Linked DNA regions of Homo sapiens: region 1 is linked to region 2. A link is a contact called in ENCODE Hi-C or POLR2A ChIA-PET data. All regions are on one chromosome and are shown on one strand. The core of a region is the stretch at or near the end of the contact, and the rest is flanking DNA. Distances in the headings are between cores, read along the strand shown.

Evidence for each region. Hi-C counts contacts between places; a loop is a spot of excess contacts on that map. ChIA-PET counts read pairs that join two places held with the same protein, here RNA polymerase II (POLR2A).
Region 1: a loop to region 2 is called in a map of posterior cingulate gyrus, with 2.3 times the contacts of the local background. The contact joins two enhancer-like sites. A Hi-C loop is called at or near these places in 1 of 168 maps with a recorded cell type or tissue (posterior cingulate gyrus). POLR2A ChIA-PET finds 5 or more read pairs at or near these places in 1 of 52 experiments (OCI-LY7).

Annotation. Positions count from the first base shown.
Region 1 is chr2:214,540,335-214,544,958 of GRCh38, reverse strand. The region is part of intron 3 of VWC2L (von Willebrand factor C domain containing 2 like); the gene reads right to left. Among named protein-coding and RNA genes, the nearest start is that of VWC2L-IT1, 32 kb to the right of the region's middle. Within about 2 kb of position 1,383, at least 2 of the 41 ENCODE cell types and tissues checked have a DNase peak (open chromatin) inside an H3K27ac peak, as active enhancers do.
Region 2 is chr2:214,478,422-214,483,048 of GRCh38, reverse strand. The region is part of intron 3 of VWC2L (von Willebrand factor C domain containing 2 like); the gene reads right to left. Among named protein-coding and RNA genes, the nearest start is that of VWC2L-IT1, 29 kb to the left of the region's middle. Within about 2 kb of position 1,621, at least 2 of the 41 ENCODE cell types and tissues checked have a DNase peak (open chromatin) inside an H3K27ac peak, as active enhancers do.

The sequences.
Region 1 (4,624 bases), core at 134-2,633, 62 kb before region 2:
AGCAGAGTAAATTTGGGACCTTTCATTCAAATCTTAGTTTTTGTACTTACTAGCTACATAGTAAGTTACTTTGCCAACTTACTTAACTTCTCTATGCTGTAGTTTTCTTCATCTGCAAAATGGGACAATAATAGCATCTACCTCGTAGGGTTGGTATAGGGTGTAGAATACCCTATAGCATAATAGAAGAGATCACTCCATTAACCTTTTGTAATCATCTCATCATATTTGCAATAAACATAGTAGTGTCCCCTATTATAGAAAACAAATTGGAACTCAGAGGGGGGAAGAGACTTTCCCAAGGCTCATTTCAAAACCTGTGTGCCATTCGCCATTATTCAATCACTTGTTTGGTTACCAAGTTTTGGCTGGAGACTCTCCATCCTATAATGAGGATGGCATCCTATATCAGGGAGTAACAAGCGTACCAGTCCTTAGGCTACAATGTTCTGGGAAGGACAGTCAGGAGTACGGGGTATGTTCCTGAAAGACCTCCAGGCCTAAGGAATTTCTAAGTCATAGAAGACAGGCTGTGTTGACCAGTTTGGGTGAGCAGCTCCAACTTGCTACTTATCAGTGGCCGGCTACTACTTTCTTGAAGGCTTTACAAGTCACATCTTCTCACAGTACTTGGTTCTAGCTAAACAAATGAATCAGCAGCTCTGAGGATACACCTCTATTACAACAGGGCTCTCTAATCTATACCTGTACAGATAAATGCCCAGAGAATTCAGAATGCTAGGAATATGGCACGGCAATCCATTCCTGGAGTCACTCCCTTTCCCCTTTTCACAAACACAGAGCAAATAACTTGGAATCAGAAGCCATGGATTCTAGTTTTGAGTCTGTGTCTTATCAGATGTGTGATCTTTCTGAGTCTTAATTTCTCACTTTTAGGCAGAGATAACAATACTATTTCTGTGTTTTTGTCCCCATAGGGTTGCAGAATAGCCAAGTACAATCGTAAGAGAGAAAACATTCCTGTAACTTGCAAAGCGCTATAGATCCTTCTGATCTTCATAGACATGATATTGGCAAGTAAACATACTTCTGGGTACATCATAAAGGCTTTAGGTTTTCCCTTACCTGGCGACAAAATGAAAGTGAAGCCATTTGGCAGATCTGGCCAAAAGCCAGAACTGTGATATGCCCTGTAGGAGCCACTTAGCACTTTAGAATCAACCAAACCAGTTTGGCTTTGAGAGGGCATATAGGATGCTGTTTGGAATTCCATTGTTTATTCAATTAAGCTGAGGGACCTTGCCAGCCATCTTCATTTTCCTCTCTTAGTCTTTTTTTTTTTTCTTTCTCTTCCTTTCTTTGGTCAGCATATTCAGCTAGAGGATGACTAATCTATAAGTTTTCTCAGAGCAAATACCACATGGCTTGTTCTTCTGGAATGTGCTCTAGGTAAAACAATACTTTTCATTGACTATTATATTTGATAACTATCTTCAAAAAAACTCTGTTTATGAAATGTGAAGATAAAAACTTGACGATATTGATTAGATTATCTTGGTTGACTTTCAAAACAAATTGCAAAATAGAATTAGCTTTTCCCTATAATTCCTATCCAGTTGAATTTCATTCATGTGAAACTGATGTTACTATACGTAATAAGTTTTATATGATTAAACCAAATATATTTAAAGGTAAACACTCTATGGAGAATTGAGAGGCCTCAAAAATGAATTAAATCTTGGCTAGGTTGAAAGTTACGTTTGAACATGTGTTAATGAAACCATTTCTATTCAACTTAAGAATTCTGGGGGGAAGCAGGGTGTATCAGAATGGGAGGTTAGTACTCAAACTTAGAAGTCAACTTTTCATATTGACCTAAAAGAGATGCTGTCATTAGGTTGCTATTGCCACTGAGTATCTGCCAGAGAAAATATGTAAACTGAATGTTACATTCCTTGAGGTGTGAGTAATTCTATGAGCAGGATTAAGATTTTTTCATGAGAACTATCAGAAACTGTTCTCATAGTTGTTGCAAGGAAAAGGCATTAGTATGATACAGTGACAATCTAATACAGAGGAGGTGTGCAATAAATATTTGCTTGAATGAATGAACCCTAATTTGGCTCATGATTTCTAAACTGTGCACAAGTTTCAGTAATGTGGAGGTTTATATAAATATGTCTTTGATGAAAGTGTATGAAAATTGTACAGCCATTAGCTTTAACCACCCCTGGGATAAATTTATCCCTGGAGTAGGAAAGGCGGAGAGAGTGTGAAGGTTGAAAGATTGGAAAGGGCACAGGAGAGGCATACTAGTGGGATAATAAGATGCAGGGAGCTTGTTTTGACCGCTGCCTGCAGCAATTTTCACTTGCCTAGGGCACCCCGTCACTGCGTGGTGGACAGTAGCTAAAATAGGAATTCTGTCGGCCTTGGCAGCTGTAACACCAGCATCTGCATCTTGCATTAACTGCACATTTATGAATGATGTCAGGGTGGATCTGAGCCAGGCAGCAGCAGGAGAAGCTTTCAGTTGCTTCAACTTTGCTCCCACCTCCGTGTTAGGACCATCCAAGTCTTGTCAGCAGCAATGATTGCTCACTGATGCTGCAAGCGTGGAAGACAGGCAGTTGGCAATCTCAGTCCCCAGACAGGCACAACAGCTGGTATCAGGCACCTGAGAGGGAATGCGATCCTGGTGGGTTTTGGAGGTGTTTATGTCATCTTCCAAGCTGTCTGAGAGCTTGGTGGGTTTGTGTATACATGATCAGATGCAAATAGTCCCCAGTGAGCATAGCTTGTTTTCCCAAAATTTTACTGCACTGCACACAAGGACAAGCCGAAGGAACTGTGTTAATAATCTAGTGGTGAGAGCCACCTAAAATAAGAGGAAGCCATTACAGCCAGGCAGACTGTCATCAGCATTATATTCACTCAGGGAGCCAATGCTGTCCGATAATGAATGACCTCATCCACGTGATCAAAAATAAACAACAGCAGCTCTTCAGCAGGTGAACTTCCCTTCTGGTGGCTGTTTATTATTCTGAATTAGAGTCAACACTTTTACCTCTGGGAAAAAAAAAAACAGTAAACAGTGTTTACTCTTCCCCAGAACTCTAATGCTATCTAAAATTCACCTAGAATATATGTTTTAGTGACTCAGATTAAAATCTCCAGGTTACTAGTGTAAATGCATTATCTGATTACTATGAAATAAACAAAAGCTCTGTGATTGTGTATGTGCTAGTTGTCAGGCACAGAGCTGAGTCTCGTACATGCTAATTGTCTTAGTCCCAGTTTTAGAGATGGGAAAACCATGGTTCGTTGGGGTTGAGTGATTGCCCAAGGTCCTACCTAACGTGTGGCAGAGCGAGAATGCAAAATGAAAACTACCCTAGCCCAAACTCAAGTCTTCATCACACTGCATGCTGCCATTTTCATCCATGCACTACCCAAACAATTATTTCTAGGCTTCCATTACAAATTTTAAGTTCATTCAATCATTTCTTTGACAAATGTTTGAGTTCCTATTCTATGCCCAGAAGCATGCTAATCAATGACACAAGACTGCATGGAGCAATGAGGCAGCTCTAATGACAATGGGATTAGGAGTCCACAGATTAGCAGAAAAGGACATATGTCTAGTGTTTCAGCCTGATGTAGAAACAGCTAAATGTCACTCAGATAATAAAGAAGTCAGACTTTTTTTTTTTCCATTTGGGTGGTACCAAGATGAAAAACAAAATGAGACAATTAAAAGGGATGAAGAATAAACTATATAAAAAGCCCAATGATCCTGACTGGGGATAGCTGAATAGAGGACATAATGCTCTTCATCCCAGCCCAGATAATCATCTCTTACAGCATCCTACCATTTTGTGCCAAAGTTATCTCTGGAGTTGGTATAAGCAAAACAGCCTGCATATTATTAGCTGAAGAACCAGTCTTTTGTGATCTTATCCTTTCCAAGTATTAACAATTAACTAGCATGTCTCAAGAAAAAAAGTGCACCTGGGCTGGAAGAAGAAAAGCTAAACTTAGAGATATTAAAGGGCTAAAATAAAGTGCAATAAATGGAGATTAATTGACTGCTTTGCATGTGTTGCCTGAAGAAGAGCTTTGGTCTGACTCTGTCACTGATGAAAGACAGAACATTTTGACACTCTTAAGGGCATATATTACCATGAAATCTGTCCCAAGTCCCTTTTGTCTTGCTTTCTGATGTATTGTTTACGGATGCTAGGCATTTTAATAGAAAAGCCGTCTGCTATTTACCACACATTTCTCAGAGAACAAATTAATTTCTCTGGGATTCCTCTAATTCAGATGAGGTCTGCATTCTTCTCATGTAAATCTTAGTAAGAATGCACTGTTCATTAGCATTGAATAACATGGAACTTTGGAAATAAAAGCCTTCCATCCTGGTGCAGAAGATGTTGGTTATAGGCCAGAGTTAAAGATATCAACTCCTTGGTATATAACCGCTGTATGCAAGGAGAAACCACATCTAATGGAAAAGCTAGTGTCTTGTTTTCAAGCAGCATTGCACAGTGGCTCACAGAAGGGCATGGGCATCATATTTCCAGGGTCTAGTTCTTGCTTCGGAATTTGCTATCTGCAGAACCTTGCCTATGTTGCCTAACTCTTCTGAGCTTCAGTGTCC
Region 2 (4,627 bases), core at 372-2,871:
TATATTGATTGCAAGCTCACTGCCTGCAAACTGCTGCTGGTGGTCAAAGGAGAGGGAGGAAGGGGTAGCTGCTTTGCTACCAGGAATGGGTTGAGAGACTGCACACAAGTACTCTTAGAACAAATGGTCTTTTGACACTTCTGCCCCGCCCCCTCGAATGGGGCAGATGCTCAGAATCCAGGACAATAGGTCTTAGGGAGAAATAGGGGGAAAAATTCAAACATCAAACTGGCTATCAAGTAGACTGAAATTGATGTTAAATAAACCTTATTATTATTATTTTTTTGAGATGCAGTTTCACTGTGTTGCCCAGGCTAAACAGCCTCCCAAGTAGCTGGGATTATAGGTGTTATACCACAGTGCCTGGCCATTAAAGAAAAAAAAATATATATATATATATTTATTTATTAACTTTTAATATTAAATTTTTTTCTCTCTCTTCAAACTGGTAAATATATATATTTGTTTACCAGTTTGGAGAGATATATATATATATGTGTGTGTGTGTGTGTATATATATAGATACACACATATACATACACACATATATATACATACATACATACATACACGTATATATGTGTGTATGTGTATATATATATTTTACCAGTTTGGAGAGACAGAAAAAATTTTCTCCATGCTGGTACTGGGGTCAGTAATGGAAAGGATGGTTCACAGGCTCAAGAAGGCATTATGAGGGAGGAGGAATTGAGTAGCGTGTTTTAGGAGGAAGCTTGTTGCTTTACATTTTCTTTATCCACATTAGAATTATTAAAAATCTTTTTTCTGCATACTATCAGATGCTATTGGTGAGCACCGAAGAGCATGAAGGCCTATGGCAAATAACACTTTTCTTAAGGTTGTGAGTACATAGACTCCTATTTGGTTTTTAGACCTATTGCGACTGTTCATTTTAGTTATTCTGCCATGTTTAGTGTGGCTGCATTTATTTTCGTATATTTTTGCCAATGTTTCAATCATCAGTATCCCAGATCATGATACTGTCTGCCTTAGTGGAATATGTGCTTTAAAATCAGGGGTTGGTTTGCTTTGAGCAATATTTTATTTTCTCCGTTAATTGCATTGTCTTCCTTGTATTGAACATTTCTTTTCCCCTGTTAACTAAGAACATTTACAAAATTATACTAGGCACCAGTATCTGGGAAGTGGCATCTTAAATGAACACAAACCTTTCTGTTATTTTTATTTTCAAGAATACAATAAAGTATTTGTGATGTCTTCAAAAGAGCAAACTTGATGGGATCAATGCTATCATATTACAAAATTAGAATGTAAGTCAATATTTCAGTATTTGTAATGCAGCTTAACATCAGGACTATAGAATTTGTGTAAAATTTAAAAACCAGCATCTTTAGGTACATCAGATGTCAAACTATTATTTGTGGTTACTTAAAAATATATCCATGTATCAGTTGTGTATTGCTGTATAACCACACCAAATCTTGCTGGGTTTAAACAACAATGATTAGTTCTTTCTCATAGTTCTGGGGGTTGACTGGACAGTTATTCTTTTGGTCTTTTTTGAGCTCACTCACAAGGCTTCAGTCAGCTGTCAGCTCAGACCTAAAGAGCTCAGATTTCAAGAACATCTAAAAATAGCCTCATTCACGAGTCTGAGATCCCAGTCCTAGCTGTCAGCTGAGCCTTTTTCTCCACATAGTCTCTCATAATTCAGTAGTCTAGCCTGGACTTCCTTACATAATGGTAGGAGTGTTGCAAGATGATGAAAACAGAAGCTGTAAGATCTGTTAAGGCTTAGCCTCAGAAGCCTCCCAACATCATTTCTGCTGCAATCTATTTGTCAAAGCAATTCATAGCCAGCCCAGTTTTGGGGAGTGGAGAAATCGACTCCACCTCTGTTTAATGGGAAAAGCAGAGTCACATTGAAAAGGGAGGTAGACAGAGAAGGACATTGGTGTTATTATGGTGAATCCCTATTGCCATTTTCTAAGCTGATTTTTTTTCTTTGGAGGTTTGCATTTCTCTGCCCCTACAGTCTTCTTCCCACTTAGCTCAGTACTTTAGCTCAGTTTGGCTTTAGGTTATAATAGTAAACAAATCACTTCATCTTTTGCAGCAGAGATTACTAGTTGTCCTCCAAAATCCATTCTTTCTTTCTTCATCAGAAATACATCTACCTTTTTTTTTTTTTTTTTTTTTTTTGGCTTGGCATATGGACCTCTGAATAAAGAAGACTTTTTCAGCCTTTTATTCTGTTAGGTGTGGTCATGGGACTGATTTCTGTCCAGGGGGATGTAGACAAATGGGATGTACTTTAAGGAAGGGAGTGTGCCTATTTTCCAAGCTCCTTCCTGGAGCTTGGAGTGCAGATGTAATAACTCATGTTCCAGTAGCCATCTTGGATCATGAAGTTATCCCCAGAATGAAAACCATGTCTAGTGGACTAATAAGATGAAAGGAGCCTGGGTCCCTGACACCAAGAAGTGCTACACTAGCCCTGGACTGATTTATTCTAGATTTCTTGAATGTGCAAGAGATAGATATTTCTAAACTGAGCGTGATTCTTTGGGCTTTTCTAATATTCGCAGATGAACCTGAATGCTAACATATCTCCTTTCATTTTACAATTAGAGAGCCATTCTGAATGTATTGAATCCATATCAAGTAATTGTCCATTCATCTTCCAATATCATGCAGACATGGAAACTTAATCATCTTTGCTTTTAGTCAACCATAACTTTAAAACATATCACAAACATCTGGGACTTTAGGTTTTTTCTAGTTTTGTTAATTCACATTATCTCTTTTATTACCATACAATATCAGGAATTAGTAAGAATTTTTTAAAAATTCATTTGCCCTTTAGTATACACAGGGCATTAGTTCCAGAATCCCCAAGGATATAAAAATCTGCAGATGCTCAAGTGCTTATGTGAAATGGTATACGTAATATTTGCATATAGCCTACTCACATCCTCCCATATACTTTAAATAATCTCTATATTACTTATAATATGTAATACAACGTAAATTCTGTGTAAGTAGTTGTTATACTACATTATTTAGAAAGTAATTACAAGAAAAAAGTCTGTACATGTTCATTAATGACACAACCATCCTAGGATTAACTACATTTTCAATCATCATTGGTTGAATCCATGGATGCGGAACCACAGATAGAGAGGGCCAAGTGCAGTGAAGTATTAAAAACTAATACAATCTTATTAGATTGAATGTTCTTTCTTCTTGCTCTATATCCAGATTATTATTATTTTGAGACAGAGTCTCACTCTTCTTGCTCAGGCTGGAGGGCAATGGCACGATCTCAGCTCACTGCGGATTCAAGCGATTCTCCTACCTCAGCCTCCTGAATAGCTGGGATTACAGGCACCCGCCACCATACCCAGCTAATTTTTATATTTTTAGTAGAGATGGGGTTTCATCATGTTGGCCAGGCTGGTCTTGAACGCTTGACCTCAGGTGATCCGCCTGCCTCAGCCTCCCAAACTGCTGGGATAACAGGCGTAAGCTACCATGCCTGGTTCAGATTATTTTTAAAAATTTAGGAACAGTCAATTCCTTGAGAAAGTGGACCTGTTAGTAGATTTTATATTTTGATTGCTTCTTTTTGATGGGTACAAAAAGAGATAAAAATTCAAAGTTTTATAGTCCAAAAGTCCAACAACAGGGCACAAATAGATAAATAGGGAGAATAAATGAAGTAAAAATTTTGTGGTCATTAAAAAGATAAACACTATGACTATCAAAAAATAAGATATTTTTATGGAAAGGATTGTCCATTTACCATGAATATACCTGTAAAAGATATTAGGATGGGAAGTTTGCTTCATCATTTATAAATGACATGATATCATGGTAACAAAATTAGTTTGAGATGATCTCACCCATGTGGAGAATTTACAAAGGGAGTGACCTCTCCCATGATCCTTGGGGTCCTCTGCAAGATCAAAGTTATTAGAGGGGGTCAGAATGTGTGTGAGAGTGAGGAGGGGGCATCGCTGAAGAGACTTTTGAGGAAATAGCTGTTCTGCCTGAACCCTCATGTCTCACTTTGGAGAGGAATGTGTGGCAGTATGAGTTCCTAATCCCAAGCCTAATGAGGCGGCAGAAGTGAGAGCTTTGAAATATGTTTTCCTGCATCTGGGAAGCAGAGCAGAATGGTAGCTGGCCTCTACCTGGGAAAGGTAAGGCAGCCTAGGGACTAGGGACAGGGGAAATAATGAGGGCAAGTAAATGGCAGATGGGCTCTTTCTGTGGCAGAACCACGACAGCTGCTGCTTTGGGGTGTTCCTCAAGGCAAGAGGGGATTGAGTATTTAAGGCACAGCTGTGGGCTATGCGACAGAGGGATCCAGTTTGAGGTTGTTTTGGATCCTGCCTAGAAGTGTTACCTGGAGGGTGAGGACACGCATGGAAGCTGCAGTGTGGTAGTGGGTAGAGGAGATAACTCTAGGAAAAGCAGTGACTTTGGGTTTTGCTGGTTGTGTTAATTCAAGTTACTTGTCTCTTTTATTCACATACAAAATCAGCAGCCAGTCTTTTTTTGTTGTCGTTGTTTTTTGTTGTTTTTTTTTTTTTGAGATGGAGTTGCCCAGGCTAGAGTGCAGTGGCGCGATCTCCGCTCA